Linked DNA regions of Homo sapiens: all the other regions are linked to region 1. The links are chromatin loops, found by intact Hi-C in ENCODE. Cell type or tissue: PC-9. All regions are shown on one strand. Each heading gives the region's core, and the rest is flanking DNA. Links, peaks and the distances in the headings are about the cores only.

Region 1 (8,269 bases), core at 1,149-6,148:
CTACTAAAAAATAATAAAGTCTATTCATTAAAAAATGTAACATAGTCAGACTCCATCTCTACAAAAAATGAAAAGAAAAACAGCCAAGCTGAGGCAGGAGGATTGCTTGAGCCCAGGAGGTTGAGGCTACTGTGAGCTACGATTGCACCACTATACTCCAGCATGGGATAAAAAACATATATACATATTTTTTTGCCTGTCTCTAAAAATACACACACACACACACACACACACACACACACACACACACACACACAAAATGTTTAAAAATACCAATGCTTAGGCCCTACCCCAGAGATTCTGATTTACAGTTATTTATTGCATAATGACATTTTGGTCAATAATGGATGCCATTCACAACAGTGGTCCCATAAGAGTATAATCAAACTGAAAAATTCCTATTGCCTGGTGACATCCTGATGATCCTAACCCTGTGTTGGCCTGGGCTCATAATGTGTGTGCTTGTTTCTTCACTCTTAACAAAAAAAGTTCAAAAAGTAAAAAATAAATTTTTTTAAAAAGAAACAAGATTATAGAGTATGGATATAAAGAAAGAAAAAATATTTTTATAGAGCTGAACAATGTGTTTGTATTTTAAGCTAAGTGTTGTTATAAAACAGTAAAGAAGTTGAAAAAGTAAAAGGTTTATAAGGTAAAAATTTATGGTAAGCTAAGATTAATTTATTATTAAAGAAATAATTTTTTTTTTGAGATGGAGTATTGCTCTGTCACCCAGACTAGAGTGCAGTGGCGAGATCTCAGCTCACTGCAACCTCTGCCTCAAAGGTTCAAGTGATTCTCCTGCCTCAGCCTCCCAAGTAGCTGGGACTACAGGCCTACCACCACGTCTGGTTACCTTTTGTATTTTTTTAGTAGAGATGGGGTTTCACCATATCAGCCAGGCTGGCCTCAAACTCCTGACCTTGTGATCCACCCACCTTGGCCTCCCAAAGTGCTGGGATTACAGGCGTGAGCCACTGTGCCCGGCCATAAAATTTTTTTAATAAACAGTGTAGTCTAAGTGTACAGCATTTATAAAGGCTACAGTAGTATGCAGTAATGTCCTAGGCCTTTAGATTCACTCACCACTCACTGATTGACTCACCCAGGGCAACTTCCAGTCCTGCAAGCTCCATTCATGGTGAGTGCCTGGACAGGTGTATCATTTTTTATTTCATACTGTATTTTTACTGTACCTTTTCTTACGTTTAGATACACAAATACTTACCATCGTGTTACAATTGCCTACAGTATCCAGTACAGTCACATGCTACACAGGTAGCCTAGGAGCAGTAGGCTATACCGCCTAGCCTAGCTGTGTAGTAGCCTAGACCATCTAGGTGTGTGTAAGCACAGTCCTATGATGTTCACGTAATGATGAAATTGCCTAATGAGGCATTTCCAAAAATGTATCCCTGCTTTTTTTAGTTTTTATCTTTTGAGACAGAGTCTCGTTCTGTCGCGCAGGCTGGGGTGCAGTGGTGTGATCTCAGCTCACTGCAACCTCCGCCTCCCAGGTTCAAGTGATTCTCCTGCCTCAGCCTCATGAGTAGCTGGTATCACAGGCACCTGCCACTACACCCAGCTAATGTTTGTATTTTTAGTAGAGACAGGGTTTCACCATGTTGGCCAGGCTGGTCTCAAACTCCTGACCTCAAGTAATCCGCCCACCTTGGCCTCCCAAAGTGCTGGGATTACAGGTGTGCGCCACCGCGCCCGGCCTCAAGATGTATCCCTGTTGTTAAGTGACGCAAGACTTTAATGAGTGTGCAGTGCTACATGTGGGTTTCCCTGTAGTAGTCTAAGGCTTAAACCTACAGGTTCTTGCCAAAGAGCAAGAAATCTCCCAAGGTTACAAAGTGAAGAAGACAGGACTTTCAACCCTAAGCAGTCAGCATCAGTTAAAAATACACAGATTTATTGATAGTTTTCGAAGGTACAGAACTTAGGATATTCAATTTTCCATGATGTGATTATTACCCATTGCGTGCCTGTACTAAAATATCTTATGTATCTCATAAATATATACATCTACTTTATACTCACAAAAATTAAAAAATTAAAAAAAAATGTTTAAAAAGAAGTTGGGGCCGGGTGCGTGGCTCAAGCCTGTAATCCCAACACTTTGGGAGGCTGAGGCGGGTGGATCATTTGAGGTTGGCAGTTCAAGACCAGCCTGGCCAACATGGTGAAACCCTGTCTCTACTAAAAATACAAAAAAAATTAGCCAGCTGTGGTGATGGGCGCTTGTAACCCCCGCTACTAGGGAGGCTGAGGCAGGAGAATCGTTTGAACCCGGGAGGCAGAGGTTGCAGTGAGCCCAGATCGCGTCACTGCACTCCAGCCTGGGGGATAGAATGTGATTCCAGTCCCCTGCCCTGACTCCCACCAAAAAACAAAAAAAAAAGAAGAAGAAGTTGGGATAAATGAATAGAAGCCAAGAGCTTTGATGCAGTAATTCTAAGCCTTAATGAGTTACAAACCATTGCTGGGAAGAGGTTTTAAAAAACAACATAACATGGTCAGAGGTTCAGATGAGAAGTGTTGTTGTTTTTCATTTCTTTGTTTCTTAAATTTCCTTTTCTTGGAACTACCCAGGAAGGGCCTTGTTTTAGAACACGAGTCCAAAATTCATATTTGCCTTGGGCTCTAGTTTCTAGCAATTTCCTTGATGGTGACTGAGACTAAAAGTGTGCCCACTTTTCACTTTAGGGCTTTTTGGTTCCTTCCTGGACCCTCTTCCTACACTGCAAGCTTCTGCTGCAGCCCAGTCCTTGGTTACTGAGCCTTCAGGGTGACCCTGCTCCTCCCCTCCCCTTTCCCAGGACTGAACTCGCTGATACGATTTGCTGTACTGTACAGGTTTAGAATCACACTCAAATCCTCCCTCTCTCTGGCTAATCAGATTAAGTAAACCACATTGCTGTAATGGAGGATAATGGGTTATTATGTTACCTCCCTCAACAATGGACAATATGCATCAAAAGCCTCCATACTGTTCGTCACCCTTGACCCAGCAATTCCATAAATGCCAGTAAAGCTTTATCGAGAACGTTCATATCACAGCATGGATAATGTTACATAGAAAACATTCTGAAAATATTTGACAAGTGACTACACCTCAGACACAAAGTTCCCTGTAACCATTCACCATTATAGCCCAAGATTCAAGGAGAGGGAATGTCATCAAGACATGGAGCAATCTGTGACCCAGGGACAGTCTTTGAGCAGGAAGAACTGGCACGAATCTCTTGCCATTTCTGGAAGAGGGGGAAACAGCGGAAAACTGAGCTGAGGGAGAAATAGACACTGGAGTTCTCTTTTCCCTATTGTGCACCAAAATTCTGGAACAGACAGTGTTAAGTGAATTGAGAGGAAGGAAAACATCAGGGTTCATGGTTTCCTAGCTTGTCAGCTCCTGCAAACATCCAGGAGAAGAAAATCATAATTTGATGTCATTTGAAACAAAGCCACATGTCAACCTTGAAAAAAACAGACATATGTACATGTATGTTCATTGCAGCGCTATTCACAATAGCAAAGACATGAAATAAGCCTAAATGCCCATCAAGAGTAGGCTGGATTAGGAAAATGTGGTACATATACACCATGGATATTATGCAGCCATAATAAAGAATAAGATCATGTTCTTTGCAGCAACATGGATGGAGTTGGAGGTCATTATTCCAGGTGAATTAACACAGAAATAGAAAACCAAATACTGCATGTTCTTACTTACAAGTCAGAGCTAAACACTGAGTACATATGGACACAGAGAAGGGAAAAAGAGATACCAGGGCCTACTTGAGAGTGGAGGGTGGGAGGAAGGTGAGGATAAAAAAAACTGCCTATCGGGTACTAGACTTATTCCCTAGATGACATAATAATCTGTATACCAAAGCCCTGTGACACACAATTCACCTATATAACAAACCTGTGTATTTACCCCTGAGCCTAAAATAAAAGTTAAAAACAACAACAACAAAATCTAGGAGAAGGTTCTTATACAGCCTCATCCAACCTAGGGTTGGAGTAGCATTGCTGGTAGGAGGGGGCTGGGTGGAGGCCCCCAAGGCCATGTCCCTGGACCCCTACAGCCTCTGTTAGCTCAGGGACTTTACAAGTCCCCCTGTGCCTCTGCATGGGCACAGAGGTTTGGTGGACTGGCAGAGGCCTTGGCTCAGGACGCAGGGATGATGGTGCACCGGAACTTGAAAATAAGATGCAAATGGCTGGAACCAGGAGAGCCGGCAGCAGGAGTCACTGACAGGCTCAAAAGGCCCTAAGATGCTGCCACACCTCAGTAGACAGCAGGCCCAGGACAAATCCAGACCTGCACCCTTCATTAGCAGGCAACGAGGGTACAGATGGCAGCACACCTACCCGAAGACTTTAATCAACACCACCGCTCCCTTATACATCCAGACTCAATCTTAGGGAGGAGCTGAGGGAGGGAGAGGAAACCTGAAAAACTGAGCACTCTTCCAAAGAAACTGCCCTAAAAGGGATGACTTCACTTGGAAAAAACTGAAAGAATATTTATTTTCTTCTCAAAATAGCGACAGAGGCCAGAGAAGACAGATTAGATCAATGATGGAAGACAAATTATATTTTTTGGTTCATCTGAGTAGTGTGGCATTAAATTTTTATACCCACTACATTTACATATATATAGCCAGGTTTATCCTCAAGGCAGGAGACTAGAGGACTCTTCTTCACAGACCAGCAAGAGACCACCAAATATTAATATTTGGATGTTGACATAAGAAGCAGGTGGTCCGCCCATGGTCCTGTAGTGAAGTCACTAATGGGCAAAGTCCAGGCCACACAAAGTCTCCAACCCCCTTTCTTCCAAATATAAATGGACAAGTAGTGATCAGCCGATACTCAAAGATAGCTTCCAACACAAGACAGAAAAGGAAACAAGTAACTCAAAAAATCAGAGAATACAAAGAGTGGGGGAAATATCAAAAACTCATTGGCATCTTCTGAGAGGAAGGAGAAGATTCCTCAAACAAGGACAGATGATGTGAAAAAAAGAAATCAGAGCTCAAGAAAGAAACTTTCTTTGGAAATTAAAAATACGATCACTGAAATTAAGAGGCTGAAGATATAGAATCAAAGGAATCTTACAGGATAGAAAACAAAAATACACAGAAAGATTAGTAAGATAGAAAAATATAAGAAAATTAGATCAACTTAAGAGTTTGTATTAGTTATCTATCATTATATAATAGATCACCCCAAAACGCAGTGGCTGTGATGGTTAATTTCTTGTGTCAAGTTGACTAGGCTAAGAGATGCCCAGATAGTTGGTGAAACATGATTTCTGGCCATGTCTGTGAAGAGATTAGCATGTTAATTAGGAGACTAACTAAAGAAGACCTGTCCTCCCCAGCATAGGTGGGCACCATTCAATCTATTGAGGGCGTGAATAGAACAGAAAGGTGGAGGAAGGGGGAATTGACTCGCTCTTCTTGAGCTAGGACATCCATCTTCTCCTGCCCTTGGACATCAGCACTCCTTGTTCCCCAGCCTTTGTACTCCAGGATTGACACAAGTGCCTCCCAACCTCCTGGTGGTTCTCAAGCCCTTGGCCTTGGAATGGGGGTCACACCATTGGCTTCCATGATTCTCAGGCCTTTGTACTCTGACCAAATTACACCATCTTCCCTGGTTCTCCAGCCTGCAGGTACAGATTGTGGTATTTCTTGGCCTCCACAATCACGTGAGCCAATTTCCATAATAAATCCCTCCTTATAAATCTACATTTATATAGACATAGGAGTCTCCAGAGAAATAGATATATAGAATATATACTTCTACAGATATTCCTGATGAGACTGGCATCCAGGGTATATAGAAGCCCTATTGGTTTTCCATCCACCCTTCCATAGAAGAAGAGAATCTCATTTATAATCTACCTGGCTTTTGTGAAATATATCTACTTATCTGGAGAGTCCTAATATATTGGCTTAAAACAACCATAAACCTTCATTAGGTCACTCAGCCCTTAGTTGGGTGGTTCTAGCTTCGGGCCTATCCTGAGGTTGTGGCCAAGATGTTGGCCAGGACCATGGTCATCTGAAGGCTCCACTGGGTTGCGGGATCCATTTCTAAGATGACTCCCTCACAGGGCAGCTGCTCACCGGCTGTTGGCAGGAGGCCCAGTGCCTTGCCATGTGGGCCTCTCCACAGGGCTGCTTGAGTGTCCTCATGACATGGCAGCTGGCTTCCCCCAGAGCAAGTAACCCAAGAGAGGGTGCAAGGAGAAGGTCATCATGCTTTTCAGAAGTAACACACTGATACTTCCATCACAGGCTACTTGTGAGAAGTGAGTTCCTATATCTGCCTCATAGACAGTGAGCTGGACAAAAGTAACAGTAAGGAAATGGCCACCATGGTGCCAAGGAGTGATAGGGTAGGCTGGGGAGAGTACTTGATATGATGTCAAGCGATCACAGGTTTGAATCTTGGCTCCTCCTCAAGCACATCATTTAATCTCTCGGTTTCCACATCTGTAAAATGTGGATGATATTGCCACTGTGCAGAGACTTGTTGAGAGTCAACTATTTTAAATGACTTGCGCCAGGCACAGTGGCTTATGCCTGTAATCCCAGAACTTTGGGAGGACGAGACAGGTTGATCACCTGAGGTCAGGAGTTTGAGACCAACCTGGCCAACATGGTGAAACCCCGTCTCTACTAAAAATACAAAAATAATCTGCATGTGGTGGCGAGCACCTGTAATCCCAGCTACTCGGGAGGCTGAGGCAAGAGAATCCCTGGAATCCGTGAGGCAGAGGTTGCAGGGAGCCGAGATAGCGCCACTGCACTCCAGCCTGGGGGACAGTGAGACTCTGTCTCAAAAATAAAAATTAAAAATTAAAAATTAAAGTGACTTGTACATGGCAACCACCCGACAAAGCAGAGTTATTCTTATTAATATTGAGATGCCTTTGGGTAAGGTAGTGAGCACGTGGTTTGTTCTGAAGTCCTGGCTTAGGCCCAAACAAAAGCTCAGAAAGCCCAGCCAAAGCCCCTCTGTATCAGTCAGGGCTCTCTAGAGGGACAGAACCAATCAGATCGGTGTGTGTGTAAAAGGGAGTGTACTAGGGAGAACTGGCTCACAGGATTGCAAGGTGAGGTCTCCCAGTAGGCATCAGCAAGCTGGGGAAAGAGAGAAGCCAGTAGCATGGCTCAGTCCAGGTCCAAGAACCTCAACACCAGGGAAGCGGACAGTGCAGCCCTAAGTCTGAGAGCCCCTGGGAGGCCACTGGAGCAAGACCCAGAGTCCAAAGGCTGAAGAACCTGGAGTCTGATGTCCAAGGGCAAGAGGAGGGGAAGCAAACATCTGGGCCCAGGAAAAGAGAGAGAGTGCGAGAGACTCAGCAAGCTGCTTCTCCCCAATCTTCCGCCTGCTTTGTTCTAGCCACACTGCCAGCCAGTTGGATGGTGTCCACAGATATCAAGGGTGGGTCTGCTTCTCCCAGTCGACAGACTCAAATGTCAGTCTCCTCTGGCAACCCCCTCCCAGACACCCAAGAGCAATGCTTCGCCAGCCATCTAGGCATTCCTGAATCCAATCAAGTCGACACCTAATATTAACCACCACACCCTCTCAACTATCTCAGAAACAGACAGCTGAACAACTGGAATGCACCACTGTACCATTTTTTAATGATGATGGAGATTCTGCTTACAGCCCAGAGAAAGCTTCTGGAATAGGGGTTTTATGAATTTGGAGGAAAGTTTTTAGCTAACAAAAGATCATGTTTTGGTTCTTGGTTCCTGGGGGTCCAGGAGAAGAAATATATTGAATCTCACCAGGCATGGTGGCTCACGCCTGTAATCCTAACACTTTGGGAGGCCAAGGCGGGCAGATCACTTGAGGTCAGGAGTTCGAGACCAGCCTGGCCAACATGGTGAAACCCTGTCTCTACTAAAAATACAAAAATTAGCTGAATGTGGTGGCACGCACCTGTAGTCCCAGCTACTCAGGAGGCTGAGGCAGCAGAATAGCTGAAACCTGGGAGGCGGAGGTTGCAGTGAGCCAAGATTGCACCACTGCACTCCAACTTTGGCAATCCATCCTGAGCAACAGAGCGAGACTCAAGAAAGGAAGGAAGGAAGGAAGGGAGGGAGGGAAAGAAAAGAAAGAAAGGAAAGAAAGGAAAGGAAGAAAGAAAGAGGAAAGAAAGAAAGAAAGAGAGGGAGGGAGGGAGAGAAGGAAGAAAGGAAGGAAGGAAGAAAAGGAGGGAGGGAGAGAA
Region 2 (8,269 bases), core at 1,592-6,591, 69 kb after region 1:
AGCCTCATTTTACCCAGTCGCTTTCGAACCAAAGTGACTCCATCTTGAATAGGGGCTGAGTAAAATGAGGCTGAGACCTGCTGGGCTGCATTCCCACTGCATCTTGAACAGTACTGCCTATGACAGAACTGCAATATAAATGACAACACCCAAGGTAAACAAAAGAAAAGATCCTAGCCAGGAAGAAAGAGGGAATGGCAGTTGGACAGGCAACAGGGTCTGTCACTCAGAGGATGGTGCAGGTGTACCGTAAGTCACAATGCAGATTGATTCTGAGCAAAGATCCTGGGGGAGTGTAAGAGGGAAAGAATCTTAGCAGCTTGATACCAGCAACATTCTTGTTGAGTGTCACATGACACGGATCCTAGAGAATTTTAAAACATTAACTCACTCTGCCCTAAAAAACTGTTTACATAGTCGTAATCATATAAATGCCGTCCAATTTTCTCAACTTTCAGAAGGAATATACAGGCCAACAGTTGCATATGATGGCTCTCAAAAACAATTTGGCCTCCAGACAGATTTTGTTTGGCTCATGACATTTTTTAAAAATGACTGCACAGCTCTTAGGCCACAGGAACCATTCTTCTCTGTATCTCTCATTAGGTCAGTTCCCAAATTTCTGCAAACAGGACCCCGACGACATTTGAGTTTAATGCCTCAGGTGGGTAATTTCTTATTGTAGGGTACCCAGCATTCTCTCCCTTTTCTTTTGGTAACAGCATCCTGATTTCCTCTTTGGAAACCCCTTCAGTGCTTTAGGTGAGGCTTTAGGCCTGGTTCCAGGGGAGGAACCTGAGATCAGGGTCAGGTAATCAGCCTGCCCTTATTCCCTGTTCAGGGACTGGAGTGAGAACACATGGTTCCAATCAGAATAAATCCCCAAACGGGCTGGACACAGTGGCTTACGCCTGTAATCCCAGCAGTTTGGGAGGCCAAAGCTGGCAGATCACGAGGTCAGGAGTTTGAGACCAGTCTGACCAACATGGTGAAACCCCATCTCTACTAAAAATACAAAAATTAGCTGGGCATGGTGGCGCATGCCTGTAATCCCAGCTACTCAAGAGGCTGAGGTGGGAGAATCATTTGAACCCTGGAGGCAGAGGTTGCAGTGAGCCAAGACCCGCCATTGCACTCCAGCCTGGATGACAGAGTGAGACTCCGTTAAAAAAAAAAATCCCCAAACAGGACTACTTGGAAGAAACTTTCTCTTCTTCCCATTGGATTTACTGGACTTAAACCTGAGAAAGGGAAGGGAAAAGCAGCTGCCAATATCTTGACTCCTTGGGGGACACTCACCCAGGCTGCAGCCAACACAAAGAAGAATGTAAGAGCTGGAGAAAGAGAACCTGGGTCCTGATAACATTTTTGAATGAATCTTTACCTGAGGCTGAAGCTATCCCTACATATTGCTGCTTGTGTTGTAAAGCAAATAAATTTATTTTCCTGCTTCACCGGCTTCAAGTTGAGTTTTCTGTCACTTTCTACTAAATGAGTCCTAATCAATATATCACTCAGGTGTACCAGCAAATCATGGAAACCTTCACCATGGTTGCAGAAGAGAATGAAAATTTTATCAACTTGACAGTGGCAAAATAAAGGGAAAGCTGAAAGATTTTGAACGATAGGAAGGTTGTTATGGAGGGGGTGATATGAGCAAAGGGAAGGTTGAGTTTGCTAATATTCTTATATTTCAAAGTCAAACGATGCTTCCTATGGTTGATACAAAAAGCAATCAAGTTTTAAGTGTGGTGTTTGATGTTGCAGAAGTGACAAGGGGAAAACTGGAAATAAAGATGGAACAGTGTTGGGAGGAGATGGGGTGTAGTAAGTAGCTAAACGCTCATCTATCTTATTAGAAAATCAATAGATAATGTCTAAAGTTGACAGATAAATAGAGGCATAAGCATATTAGTTAGTGGGAGAGATATCCATCTATCATAGAAAAATGTCAATAAATAATATTTTAAGTCAATGAATTAAGAAACAGAAATATAAACATATGATTTATATTACGGTGCTATCTATCAAAAAAAAAACTAAAGACAAACAGTTATAAGCAGTTGCCTTTAAGGAAGAAGAATGGAAATGAGGCAGAAGATGATTCCTTCTATTATAAACTCTTACGTATGTTTTATATTTAAATCATATAGAAGTATTACTTAATAGAATTTTTTTAATTTAAAAGGAATAAAGTCAACTTACATGGGGCAATATGAAAAATTGCCAGGAAATACTTTGAATGACAAAAGCAAATTGAAAAGTTAAGCACATGTGGATATCTAAAAATATACCCATATAAATATATACATGTATGTGCTTACTTTTATGTAGAAAAGCTTCAGAGGAATGTCCAAGAAGTCTTCTGCCTCCGGAGAGGGGACACTAAAGGTCTGATTTGGGAGGAAGATGCTTTTCATGGTATACCCTGTTGTACTGTTTGAATTTTGTTAACCATGTGCAAATACTAACTTTTCTATTAGAAAAAAATAGCATGGAAACATCCCAAGGTGACAAGGCACCAACATGCTCAGTTCTAGGTGAGGTCTCAGATGAAAATCAAGCATGTGGCACCAATGATCTCTCCAAAGGGGAGACCAGCAGAGCGGATCTCAGCCATTCAGTGCCTCCATCAGGATGCCTTAAGAAGATTTGTCATTTTCCATAGAGAGCGCATAGAGAAAGCACTATCACTGGGGCCCATGTCTTCAAACATCATTGATTGAGAACTCACTGCAGAGCAGGTTCTGAGTCAGGTGCTACTTGGAGTGAAATAAGCCAGGATCCTGCTCTCTTGGAGCCCAAAGGGCAGTAGAGCACATGAGTGAGTGTGGTGAGTGCAGTGAGGAAACCCGCTGGCTCCTGGAAATAAGATAATGACCCAAGTCAGGAAGCCCGGCTGATCTTGCATCCCCTTGTTTCCTGAGTCTCACTTTCTCTGTGGGGATCCCGCTAATCGCTTCTGCCACAGTGGCCTCGGGAGGCACTGCCCTCTGCCTTAAAAATCCAGCCCAAGAAAAGGGACACAACTGCCCCTTCTGCACAATTCAGCGGATAATCATCTTTGGTGCATGACCAGACTTTGCTGATTACAAAAGGCAATTATGCCTCTCTAAAAAAAAGTTTTCTTTTTGACTGTTTGCTGGGTAACATCATTGTCGGTGCCCCAAAGCCCCCAGGTTATTTGTCGCAGGGTCTTCCGGGGCTTCCGGTCTGCCGAGTTCCTGTTCAGCATCTGGGTAGCATGGACTGTCTTACCCCTGTCAAGCCCATCTAGATAGGCCGGGCGCGGTGGCTCACGCCTGTAATCCCAGCACTTTGGGAGGCCGAGGCGGGCGGATCACAAGGTCAGGAGATAGAGACCATCCTGGCTAACACAGTGAAAACCCGTCTCTACCAAAAATACAAAAAAAAAAAAAAAAAAAAAAAAATTAGCCGGGCATGGTGGCATATGCCTGTAGTCCCAGCTACTCGGGAGGCTGAGGCAGGAGAATCACTTGAACCTGGGAGGCGGAGCTTGCAGTGAGCCGAGATCGTGCTATTGGACTCCAGCCTGGGCGACAGAGTGAGACTCCGTCTCAAAAAAAAAAAAAAAAAAAGGCTCATCTAGATTCCTTAGAATCTAGGCTTAAGCGATAAGGCCCTGGGTTCCCTCGCTCTCCTAAGAGCCACCTTGCTAGTCATTTCCTGCCCCAAGATGATTAATGCTGAGAACATCCTCTGCCCTAAGGGAAGACCGACCTTTGCTCCCAGGCCTTAGCCTTGGTACCAGCAGGACAGCACGCACAACGGAGTTCAGGAGTCCCACATCAGTCCCTGAAAGTAACAGGAAGCATCATTTCTTTCTCAGTGTGGAGGAAGGAAGGTCACCTAACCAAGACAGGAGGGGCAGAGGAAGGGGCAGGAAACAGATCTGGGGTATAAGACCCAGAAACACAGCAGTGGTTGTAGATAAGGCCAGGATCAGTGCCATTGTCTGATTTCACATCCTCTCCCTTCCCCTATATTTACACTCATGCACTGCGTAACAATGTTTCAGTGAACAAGGGCCCGCATACATGGCAGTGGTCCCATAAGATAATAATACTGTATTTTAGGTTTCGATACACAAATACTTACTTGTGTTAAAACTGCCTGTAGTATTCAGTATAGTCACATGCTGTCCAGGTTTGTAGCCTAGGAGCAATGGGCTATACCCTATACCCCAGGTGTGCTGTGGACTCTACCATCCATGCGATATTTGTACAGTGAAATTGCCTAATTTTACGTCTTTCAGAATGTATCCCTGTCGTTAACCAGCACATGACTATATTTTTAAATCAAAGTGAACTTAAAATGGGGATTCACTTCCATTTTTTTGGTAAGGATTTTTTTTTTTTTTTTTTTTGAGATGGAGTCTGGCTCTGTCACCCAGGCTGGAGTGCAGTGGCACAATCTCGGCTCACTGCAACCTCTGCCTCCTGGGTTCAAGCGATCCCCTGCCTCAGCCTCCCATGTAGGTGGAATTACAGGCACCCGCCACCATGCCTGGCTAATTTTTGCATTTTTAGTAGAGACAGGGTTTTGCCATGTTGACCAGGCTGGTCTCGAACTCCTGACCTCAGGTGATCTACCCACCTCAGCCTCCCAAAGTGCTGGGATTACAGGCATGAGCCACCACACCCAGCCTTTGGTAAGAATTTCTCCAACATTTCTGAGGTCAGTGAAAATGCCCTAATTGTGTTGCAAAACTAGATTTGACTGTCATCGGGTTTGCCTGGAAGCAAGACTGCCCTGCCTTCACAATCTGGAATTCTCTTTACTCCTCTTTTTAATCCTCACACTGAATTCCCAGCTGATTACAAAATTATCTTCCTTCAGGAAAAAGAAATCAAAAGCTTTTCTGCTTTCTACCCAAAAGTACCGCTGAAATGTAAAGGGCTGGTGAATCAGGTAGCCTAAGAAAAATACACCTTTCCTGTCTGATGCTCAGCAATGCCCCAAGCTTCAGGACTCTACTGACATCATTATCACTTCTTTTTTTTTTTTTTTTTTTTTTTTTTTGAGGCAGAATCTTGCTTTTTTGCCCAGGCTGGAGTACAGTAGCACACTTTTGGCTCACTGCAACCTCCGCCTTCCAGGCTCAAGCAATTCTCCTGCCTCAGCCTCCTGAGTAGCTGGGATTACAGGTGCCCACCATCACGCCCAGCTAATTTTTGTATTTTTATTAGAGATGGGGTTTCACCATGTTGGCCAAGCTGGTTTTGAACTCCTGTCCTCAAATGATCTGCCTGCCTCAGCCTCCCAAAGTGCTGGGATTACAGGTGTGAGCCACCATGCCCGGCCATAGACATCATTATCACTTCTACTAATACTTCAGAGGAAATACTGATCAGGTTCCTATTTAGCTTCCTTCAATGGACCCTTGTCCTTTGGGTGGATTCAGAGACCCCCAGATATGCCCACTCCCCATCTCCTGTCACTATTCTTCTTGGCCCACAGCCTGCATTCGGGGGGGTGTTCAGCCTCCTGGGGTGGCCGGAAGAACAGGCAGCCAAAGTCGAGGCCATCCCTGGAGAGTTAATAAAGCCAGATAGAATTCTATCCTTGGGAAGGTGGCTAGGCCATGTCATTGCACAATCAGTACGATGTCTTATCTGCAAATAGTGTCCAGCTGTCTACAAATTTTTGCCCCAGTTGTTTCAGAGTGAAAAAGCATCTGCCTTAAGCCACATGCCCTGTATCCTTTCCCAATAGCTGCCCCTTGGCAATGTGTTGTCCCATATTCACATCCCACCTGCCCTAGGACTTCCAGCCCATTGCATTCTTCATCCTCCCAGGGCCAAGTGTGCTAACCATCCTTGCCTTCCTGTGTGACACACTATGGGCAAGTGGTGACGAAGGAATGAAGAGAGCAGGTCCTATAGCAAGTTGCCCACAAATGAAAAATCTTCATACTGTATTAATCTTTAAAAGTAGATTATAAAGCATTATATATGATCTCATTTGTTAAAGAAAGAGCCATTAAATTTTAAAGAAAAAGTGAATATGATTCCTGATACAGGTCAAAGCACTAATCCAAGTTCTAAATGACTCACGAGTAGTAAGATAACTCCACTAAAATAACAGTGAAATCATTTAAAGGGTTTAAAATGATAATGACAATGAGGGCAGAAGAAGAGACAATAGAGGACAATAGACATAAATGGAAACTGGAAAGGGAGCAATAACAGACTTAGCTGAATGCAACCTGTGCATCTGCAAAGAATACAAGATGAGAAGCACATTGCTGAACCCCACACACTCTCCCACTCTTAATGTTTCCCAGAGCCTTAGAAATCGGAAGCACCAGGTGATCTGGAGGTCTGGGGGTGTGGGGGATCATTTGAAAATTTACCAAAATAACAGTTAGACACTGCTCTGGTTGGAATGTTTATGTATCTTGTTAGGTGCATATATGTTCATGATGATTATGTCTTCTTGCCCTTTCTAGTCTTTTTGACAGCATATAAGAGGAGTCTTATATACTGTTCCTTATTCTGTTGAGTATTAAAATTGCTTCCCAAGTTTAAAGCATGATGTCTTTGGTTACTTGCACTAGACACATTTGAGATGGTATGTACTTCTTTTTCGTTTTGTTTTGTTGTTGAAATAGGGTCTCACTTGGCCACCCAGGCTGGAGTGCAGTGGCATAATGACAGCTCACTGCAGCCTTGGCCTCTCAGGCTCAGGTGGTCCTCCCACAGCCTCCCAAGTAGCTGGGACTATAGGCAGGTGCCACCGTGCCTGGCTATTTTTTGTATATTTTTTTTTGTAGAGATGGGGTTTCACCATGTTGCCCAGGCTGGTCTTGAACTCCTGGGCTCAAGTTATCTGCCTGCCTTGGCCTCTCAAAGACTGGGATTACAGGCATGGGTAAATACCATGGTTTCCAAATACCATTCTTCAGTAAAAGAAAACAGAGCACTTTGGAGAAGTAGTTGAGGCAAAGAAAACACAAGATGAGCCTGGAGGCATACTGTGGTGCCAGAAAGTAAGGAAGTGCTGAGAAAAAAAGAACAGGAATAGAACCATGTCAAAATCCAACCCGAAAGAATTCCCAGCGACCAAAGCTGGAACAAATTAAACAACAAAACAAATTTTTTAAAGTATAATAATATAGAATTGGCCAGGTACAGAGGCTCACGCCTATAATTCCAGCGCTTTGGGAGGCCAAGGTGGGTGGATCACTTGAGGCCAGGAGTTTGAGACCAGCCTGGCCAACACGGTGAAACCCCATCTCTACTAAAAATACAAAAATTACCCAGGCATGGTGGTGGGTGCCTGCAGTCCCAGCTACTTGGGAGGCTGAGACAGGAGGATCACTTGAGCCCAGGAGGCGGAGGTTGCAGTGGGCCAAGATCACGCCATGGCACTTCAGCCTGGGTGACAGAGTGAGATCTTGTCTCAAAAAAATAATAATAATAACATAGAATTATAATCCAAAGAATGAAATCAATATTCACAAGACCATATTGATTTAAATAAATACATGGGGAAAAAGAGGCAGCCCTTTATTACAGAAGAATATAAATAAGTAAAGATAGAAATAAGGAAACTAGAAAATCACCATTAAAATACCACATGGACTAAGGATAATTACTATGGAACAAAGAATTATAATTCCCCAAAGGAAAGGATTGTCCACTATAACATTTATGCTTTCCCAAGGCAATATATTTTTGTTATTGTGTCAGTCGGGGTCTAAGTGTCAATGGGGGTCTCAGCAGGCAACAGATGTTACCTTCACAGTATTATATTAAAGGGAGCTTAATAAGGGACTATGTACAGAGAGGTGGGCAGGATTAAGGGAACCCATAAGGGAAGGTAAAACATCCAGACCCGTGGGTCTGAAAGGTCAAGGTGAGGGAACCTGGAACCCAGAAAGAGCTGGAGCTCTAGAAGCTGGAGCTCATTGGCATCTAACAGAAGCAGATGAGGTGCATTGAAGAGAAATGAACCCACTGCCAAAATTTCAGCAATACAAGCAGGGAATGGGAAAAATGAGTACCCCACATCTCTCCCCCCGCCCCCTGATCTGTTGATACCTCTCGTTGCTCAAACCCAAGACAAAGAGACAGAGGAACCCACTGATACAGTCCACAGAGGTCAGCCTCTGGGATACAGAGCAGGGCGAGAAGCGTAGAGAATGATTTCAGAGGGACAAATGGAAAATACGTTCACATGAATCGGGGGAAACAACCATGAATTTTAATTTTACGTATAGTGCTTACGTAAATCGGAGAAAAAA
Region 3 (8,269 bases), core at 1,483-6,482, 110 kb after region 1:
AGAAAGGAACTTTTAGCTTTTGGTACACTGCAAATGTAAGTTATCAGTAGTATTAGTTTCACTCATAAACCCACGTAACAAAATTCTGAGGAATAATACCAACACAAAAAGCATGAGACCAAATATGATGCATTCCCAGTTATCCTTAATCAACATGTCCATATCCTAGAGAGTCACTTTTCTCTCTAATTACAAGTCACAAATGTGCTGGCATTGGAGATCAGAGCTCTGTTTTGGGGTGTGTCGCTGCATACTTGGGGGCCAGCTCTTGAATGAGATTCACATAGTCAGTTTTTTCTGCACAGGCCCTGCACTCCTCCCCCCAGCTATGCAGGATCTGCTTCAGCTCTGCCACTCTCATCTTCCGCAGGTCAACTGATGCCAAGTCCAGTGTTTTTTCTAAATGGCAAAAAGGAAAAAAGCCAATTACAAAATAAATGGAAAAAAAATCCCTATGAATCACTTCAAAAGGCATATAGTTTGCTTATCTTGGTGCTGACTACCCTATGATCCAAGGCAGGGAAGAATTCCAGTTTCCATGGAAACCAAGACACACCCAAGGAAAATGTGGTACAGCAGCCCTCTCTATCAGTGGGTTCTGCATCTGCAGATTCAACCAACAGCAGATCAAAAATATTCTAAACAAATTAAAGATAACACTACAACAATTAAAAAATACAAACAGGGCTGGGCACGGTGGCTCATGCCTGTAATCTCAGCACTTTGGGAGGCTGAGGCGGGAGGATTGCCTGAGGTCAGGAATTCGAGACCAGCCTGGCCAACATGGTGAAACCACACCTCTACTAAAAAAAGAAACAAAAAATTAGCCGGGCATGGCGGTGGCATGCCTGTAATCCCAGCTACTTGGGAGGCTGCGGCGGGAGAATTTCTGGAACTTGGGAGATGGAGGTTGCAGTGAGCCGAGATCACGCCATGCACTCCAGCCTGGGAAACAGATTGAGACTCTGTCTCAAAAAAAAAATACAAACAATACAGTATAACAACTATTTACAATGATATGGTTTGGATTTGTGTCTCCACTCAAATCTCACGAGGAATTGTAATCCCCGCTGTTGGAGGAGGGGCCTGTTGGAAGGTGATTGGATCATGGGGGTGGACTTCACCCTAGCTTTTCTCATGATAGTGAGTGAGTTCATGAGGGATCTGGTTGTTTCAAAGTGTAGCACCTCCCCCTTTGCGCTCTTCCTCTTGCTGCAGTCACGTAAGACATGCCTCTTCCTCTTTGCCTTCTGCCATGATTCTAAGTTTCCTGAGGCCTCCCCAGCCATGCTTCCTGTACAGCCTGTGGAGCTGTGAGCCAATTAAACCTCTTTTCTTTATAAATTACCCAGTCTTAGATAGTTCTTTTTCTTTTTTTTTTTTGAGACGGAGTCTCGCTTAGCCACCCAGGCTGGAGTGCAGTGGCATGATCTCTGCTCACTGCAACCACCATCTCCCTGGTTCAAGCGATTCTCCTGTCTCAGCCTCCCAAGTAGCTGGGATTACAGGCACCCACCATCATGCCCGGCTAATTTTTGTATTTTAGTAGAGACAGGGTTTCGCCATGTTGGCAAAGCTGATCTTGAACTTCTCACCTCAGCTGATCCGCCTGCCACGGCCTCCCAAAGTGCTGGAATTACAGGCGTGAGCCACCGCGCCTGGCCAATAGTTCTTTACAGCAATGCGGGAACAGACTAATACAAATAGCATTTTCATTGTATTAAGTATTATAAGTAATCTAGAGATGATTTAGAGTATACAGGAGGGAAGATGCACATGGGTTATATGCAAACACTTAAGCATCAGGATTTTAGTGTCTGAGTATGGTCCCAGAACCCCTCCTGCACAGGTACTGAAGGACAACAGTGTATACAAAGTTATTGGGATAATTTGTGTTTTTAATTTGACTTTCTTTCCAAGAGATTATACTTGCTTCAAAACTAAGGGCCTATGTAGTGCCACAATGTTTACTACCATTTGGAGCATTCTCAAGATCAGTATTCCTAAAACAAATAGCACTGTATCCAAATTGCTGCTGTTAAGGTAACAAGAAGGAAACTCATATATAAAAGGCAATCGGTTCCTTTGGGATGGCCTTGGTTTGCGGCCAACTTGAAACCCATAGATTGTAATTAACCAGCAAAAAGTTATGGTTCACTTTTTCTAGGAAGATGTATCTTCGGCAAAGCAAATGAGCACATACACATGACAAAGCACTATTGGGTTTTAAATAAAAATGTAAAGAAATGCAAACACGTGAATAAAATTAGGAATATTCTCGCTGAACCTTAATTGTTTGGGATCTCTGTTTTGAAACTCACCTGATGCCCAGCCCCTACTGGGATTAGGTTGCTAAATTATCACAGCAGGTACAGCCCTTTGTGTTATTCCCACTTCTCCAATGCTAGGGCTTTGGTGCCAGCCAACCTGGCTTCTAAAATTCTTGCCAATGATACTTGTCACCAACATCTAACCTCCTCTAGCAAGACTACTATTTCGCTGTTTATAGATTATGTGCAGAAAATATCAAGAACTCAGCTACTTCTCAATTGCTGAAAAGATTGAAAAAAAGCCCAAAATACAAAAAATAATAAGCTCATCTGTAATATACCAATAATTATAATTTTCCTATCAGAAAGAGGTACTTTTCCTCTTTCAAAAGAAAGTCTAGAGGGGCATGGGGGCACACACCTGTAATCCCAGCATCTCAGGAGGCTGAGGCAGGAGAATCTCTTGAACCCAGGAGGCTGAGGTTGCAGTAAGCAGAGATCATGCCACTGCACTCCAGCATGGGCAACAGAGTGAGACTGTCAAAAAAAAAAAAAGTGTCTTTTGCCCCTCCCCGCTTGTCCGGTGTTCACTTTGATAATGAATACAACATTTAAGTTTATTTATTAAACAACTAGTGGCAGCCTAGAATTTTTACAGCTTGACTTCTCTTGAAAGTTCTTTCTCTTTTTTACCTCTGAGTAGTAGAACACAACATTTAAAAACATTAAAAACCTAATATTTGTCAAATTATTTGTCAAAACCTTCCGGTAACTCTGTTCTAATTTAAAAGCTGGATGTTAAAAGACTTTTGTATTTAGAGGGTCAGCTATACACTGTGCTCCAGAAAACCCTTAAATTTTTATAGTGATTCCCTATCCTTTTTAAACACAAAGCAAGCAAATGAAAACATTCTTTCAGGTCAAAAACCAAATGGCACCTTCCTAATTGAAAACATACTCCAACTCCACACTTATCTTGCTTGTTAATTTCATGGCTGATCTGACAGAATACTTTTTAAAGTAGAAACTTGCATAGCCCAAATTATTAATCTCCCACAGCACAAAGGTCCCTGTTTAATCTTATCTTTCCTGCTAACAATAGCTGGGGAGGATAATTAAGAACTATTAGTCTATTCAAGATAAGAGGCTGAAGGAGAAAAATACATTTTTTTGTAAATGTCAGTAGTTTCTTTGAGTTTTTCTAGAGAACTTGGTATCTGGCATTAATTTTAAAAAGAGGAAAACCTCTGTGATGCCCCAAAACTCCAAAGTAAAGGTCCACACAAAGATTAAAACTAGTTCATAGCTCCCCAAGGGCCTCTAGTGGCCAGCATCGCCAAAACATTAGGTAGTCATTTCGTCTCAATAATATCTGATTTTTCTATTGTTTAAGGAGCCCTGTAAGATCCCTAGGATATAGGAGAAGGTATTCACAACAAATTTGTTGAATTTAAAAAATCAAAAGAGGTTTGTGATATTGGCTTTTATTTATTTTTATTTTATCTATTTATTTTTCAGATGGGGTTTCACTCTGCCACTCAGGCTGGAGTACAGTGAAAAAAATCACAGCTCACCAGAGCCTTGACCTCCCAGGCTCAGGTGATCCTCCCACCTCAGTCTCCTGAGTAGTTAGGACTATAGGCGCTCAACACCACACCTGGCTAATTTTTGTATTTTTGTAGAGACAGGGTTTCACCATGTTGCCCAGGTTGGTCTTGAACTCCTGGGCTCAAATGATCCTCCTTTCTTGGCCTCCCAAAGTGCTGAGGTTACAAGTGTGAGCTGCCGCGCCCGGCCAAGTTTGTGAATATTGTTTATATGGACTCAGTGATTTCTGCCCCTATTTCATGGCTTGGAAGCCAATAAAAAAGGGATGCCTACTCTAATAACTACCCTGGAAGTTAGGGCTTGTGCTTTGCAAGTTAAGAAATAGGTTGTCTGTGGTAACTTTCAACCTTAAACCTACTTAAAGCTAGCTATGTGGCTATGGTGCATAGGACTATTACACGGCTGTGTTGGAAAATAAGACTAAAATAACTTAGAGGTGGATGCTAATTACTTAGGTAGTTGACAGTACTACACTGGGTATGTAATGCATGCAAAACAATGACTTAAGCAAAAGGAATGAGTGGGATTTCAGGTGTCAAGGATAGGCTGAGGAAGGAATTCCACATCCTTTTATGATACCCACTCAATCTACCCAAATGTCTAGCCCAGATACAAATCATGATAAAAGATCTATCCATGTGAAATGTATGGGGCCAAGGATAACATTTTAAAATAGGACATCTCCTGGCCGGGCATGGTGGCTTACGCCTGTCATCCTAGCACTTTGAGAGGACAAGGCAGGTGGATCACCTGAGGTCAGGAGTTCAAGACCAGCCTGGCCAACATGGTGAAACCTCGTCTCTAATAAAAATACAAAAATTAGCCAGGCGTGGTGGTGCATGCCTGTAATCCCAGCTACTCGGGAGGCTCCGGCAGGAGAATCGCTTGAACCCACGAGGCAGAGATTGCAGTGAGCCAAGATCGCACCACTGCACTCCAGCCTGGGTGATAGAGCGAGACTTCCCCTCAAAAAAAAAAAAAAAAAAAAAAGGACATCTCCTTCCTTTTCTTGCTGTTTGTTTTGGGCACCCTCTGATAAGCTATTTTACCAGGAAAAACCTGACTTGATGTGAATAACCAATTTCCCAAAATTTAAAGCTGGCAGAATGGTAGCTCTGCCTAGGAAGGAAGTCATAGTCATCTTTACATCTTCAAAGTCCTTGTATCATCTTTGAATAGGTACTAGTTTTGTTTTAATAGATTACCAAGATCCAAATCACCAGGAGTAGCTGCTCTCTCTATATGTTGAGATTTTCCTTGACATACGTATCTGGCTTTGCCTTGGTGTGTTAGGAGTCTAAACTCTGTGATTTCAGTGGCAATTTTTTTTTTTTAAGACAGAGTCTTGCTCTATCACCCAGGCTGGAGTGCAGTGGCGGGATCTGGGCTCATTGCAACCTCTGCCTCCCGGGTTCAAGCGATTCTCCTGCCTCAGCCTCCCGAGTAGGTGGGACTATAGCTGCCCGCCACCACACCCGGCTAATTTTTTTGTATTTTTTTAGTAGAGACAGGGTTTACCATATTGGCCAGGCTGGTACTTGAACTCCTGACCTTGCGATCCGCCCGTCTCGGCCTCCCAAAGTGCTGGGATGAAAGGCCTGAGCCACCGCGCCAGGCCTCATTGGCAATTTTAACCTAATGCTGATTATGCCTGTACTATTTATTTGTCTTCCCTCAACGAAACTCAAATGCCCATAGGTACCATTCATCAGCCAAGCAACTTATTGATGAGTGGTGAATTTCTTTCCTTTTAACACTGAATTTTTAGAAGACATGGCCCCAACTTTAGAGGTTTGGGAATCCATTGGACCTACTGGGAAAAACACGGGGCTGTGTTATACCATATTTCAGCTCACAGATCTGGCTATCCAACTTCTTCAGCTTCTCACAAATCTTCATTGCAGGCATATGCACACTCATTGGGCGAGTGACTTCACTTAGGATCTTTGTGGCTGCGTCTTTTGTGGCTCCTAGATAATAGCACTGAAGGAAAATGAAGAGAATTGAGTGTTCCAGACAATGAAGACATTCAGTATCATTCCAGTAATGAAGGAATACAGTATCAAGAAGAAAGAGGTAGGCTGGACATGGTGGCTCACGCCTGTAATCCCAGCACTTTGGGAGGTTGAGGAGGGCAGATCATTTGAGGTCAGGAGTTCTAGACCAGCCTGGTCAACATGGTGAAACCCCATCTCTACTAAAACTACAAAAATTAGCCAGGTGTGCTTGCTTGAACCAAGGAGGTGGAGGTTGCAGTGAGCCAAGATCATGCCAGGGCACTCCAGCCTGGGTGACAGAGTGAGACTCCATCTCAAAAAAAAAGAAGAAGAAGAAAAGAAGAAGAAGGAGAAGAAGAAGCAGCAGAAGAAGCAGAAGCAGAAGAAGAAGAAGGAGAAGAAGAAGAAGAAGAAGAAGAAGAAGAAGAAGAAGAAGAAGAAGAAGAAGAAGAAGAAGAAGAAGCAGCAGCAGCAGCAGCAGCAGCAGCAGAAGCAGGAGAAGGAGAAGGAGAAGGAGAAGAAGAAGAAGAAGCAGAAGCAGCAGCAGAAGCAGAAGCAGCAGAAGAAGAAGAAGAAGAAGAAGAAGCAGAAGCAGAAGCAGCAGCAGAAGAAGCATAAGAAGCAGTAGAAGAAGCAGCAGAAGAAGCAGTAGAAGCAGCAGAAGCAGCAGCAGAAGAAGCAGCAGAAGTGGAGGAATCAGAAGCAGCAGAAGCAGAAGCAGCAGAAGCAGAAGAAGAGCAGCAGCAGAAGAAGAAGCAGAAGAAGCAGCAGCAGCAGCAGAAGCAGCAGAAGCAGCAGAAGAAAGAAGCAGAAGAAGCAGAAGAAGAAAGAAGCAGAAGAAGAAGAAAAAGAAGAAGAAGAAGAAGAAAAAGAAGCAGCAGAAGCAGCAGAAGCAGAAGAAGAAGAAAGAAGAAGAGAGGTTAACCTGCTGACTAAGCCACCAGGAAACAAGTGACTCCATTCTCGTGATCATCCTAATTAGATGTGCCCTACAATTCACATGGTGTTAAAAGACTAATGAGAAGAGCTGACACTAAGTGTTTTCTCTGTGCCAGGTGCTGCTCTCAGTGCTTTAAAGGTATTAACTTATTTATGTCTCACAACAATCCTGTGAAATAAGTACTATTAGTATCTGTATTTTATACCCAAGCCAACTGAAGGTCCCCAGATCTAGCAATAGAAGAGACAGAATTATAAAACCCAGCACTTTGGCTCTAGAGCCCATGTCTTTTCCCATCAGGCAATTCTGACATTCAAGCTCCCTGACTTCAAAATTTTACATTTAAAAATATAAACGTTGGCTGGGCACAGTGGCTCACACCTGTAATCCCAGCACTTTGGGAGGCCAAGGCGGGTGAATCACTTGAGCTCAGGAGTTCGAGATCAGCCTGGGCTACAAGGCCAAACCCCGTCTCTACAAAAAAAAAAAAAAAAAAAAAAAAATCCAAAAATTATCTGGGCATGGTGGCATGTGCCTTAGTCCCAGATACTTGGGAAGCTGAGGTGGAAGGATCACTTGAACCTGGGAGGTTGAGGTTCCAGTGAGGAAAGATCACTGGGACGCCAGCCTGGGTGACAGAGGGAGACCCTGTCTCAAAAAAATATAGATAGATAGACCTTAATGATACGGATAAATGGCATGAGCTTTACAACATGGCCATGGTGAACAGCCAACATGCAGATGTAACTGACAATCTGACAATTTTAGGGAAAAAGGAATTGGCCCCAAATTGTCTTAAGTGATATAAAACAGTATATTGAAACAAGCCATATGTGTATGCCCAGGAAACACCATATTAATGTGATTAGAAGAAAATATAAATACTTTATTAATTATGTATAAATAATAATGTAAAATATTTTGATAAGTTTGATTAATTGTCTTGGTAAGAAATGGAAAGCCCACCCACTCTTAGGATGCTAAATTCTTATTGGGAATTCAGTTTCATAATTTCATTTAAGAAAACGTAGAATTGGGCTGGGCATGGTAGCTCATTCTTGTAATCCCAGCACTTTGGGAGGCTGAGGTGGGTGGATCACCTGAGGTCAGGAGTTCAAGACCACCCTGGCCAACATGGTGAATCCCTGTCTCTACTAAAAATACATAATTAGCAGGGTGTGGTGGTGCACACCCGTAATCCTAGCTACTCGGGAGGCTAAGGCACAAGAATGCTTTGAACCCAGGAGGCAGAGGTTGCAGTGAGCTGAGATGATGATACTGCACTCTAGCCTGGGCAACAGAGCAAGACTCTGTCTCAGAAAAAGAAAAAAGAAAACATAGAATTGGTTATCTGTGGTGTACTCAGAAAGTAAAGTAACACTGGAAATATTCTGGATGAAAACACGCAGAACTACATGTCACTGGAAGATGGATTTCTGCTTGCTGCGTGCTCT

The links. Hi-C counts contacts between places; a loop is a spot of excess contacts. Peaks named below come from ENCODE experiments on the same cell type or tissue, not always from the same donor. Only the 100,000 strongest peaks of a DNase experiment are listed, where the experiment ranks them.
Region 2: a loop joins it to region 1, with 6 times the contacts of the local background. A loop is called at or near these places in 2 of 110 quality-filtered maps.
Region 3: a loop joins it to region 1, with 7 times the contacts of the local background. A loop is called at or near these places in 2 of 110 quality-filtered maps.

What each region holds. Positions count from the first base shown.
Region 1 is chr10:14,710,222-14,718,490 of GRCh38, forward strand. All of the region lies in intron 1 of FAM107B (family with sequence similarity 107 member B), which reads right to left. Among named protein-coding and RNA genes, the nearest start is that of FAM107B, 61 kb to the right of the region's middle. In PC-9, for the core only: no CTCF peak of the experiment used is centred there; a DNase peak (open chromatin) is centred at 3,040; H3K27ac peaks cover 1,885 bases.
Region 2 is chr10:14,779,097-14,787,365 of GRCh38, forward strand. No RefSeq gene overlaps it. Among named protein-coding and RNA genes, the nearest start is that of FAM107B, 8.3 kb to the left of the region's middle. In PC-9, for the core only: no CTCF peak of the experiment used is centred there; DNase peaks (open chromatin) are centred at 3,705 and 4,745; H3K27ac peaks cover 2,670 bases.
Region 3 is chr10:14,819,760-14,828,028 of GRCh38, forward strand. It overlaps CDNF (cerebral dopamine neurotrophic factor), which reads right to left. Exons shown (of 4, transcript NM_001029954.3): 3 at 5,720-5,861; 4 at 1-399. The coding sequence ends at 221. Among named protein-coding and RNA genes, the nearest start is that of CDNF, 14 kb to the right of the region's middle. In PC-9, for the core only: CTCF peaks have their summits at 3,566 and 3,769; no DNase peak of the experiment used is centred there.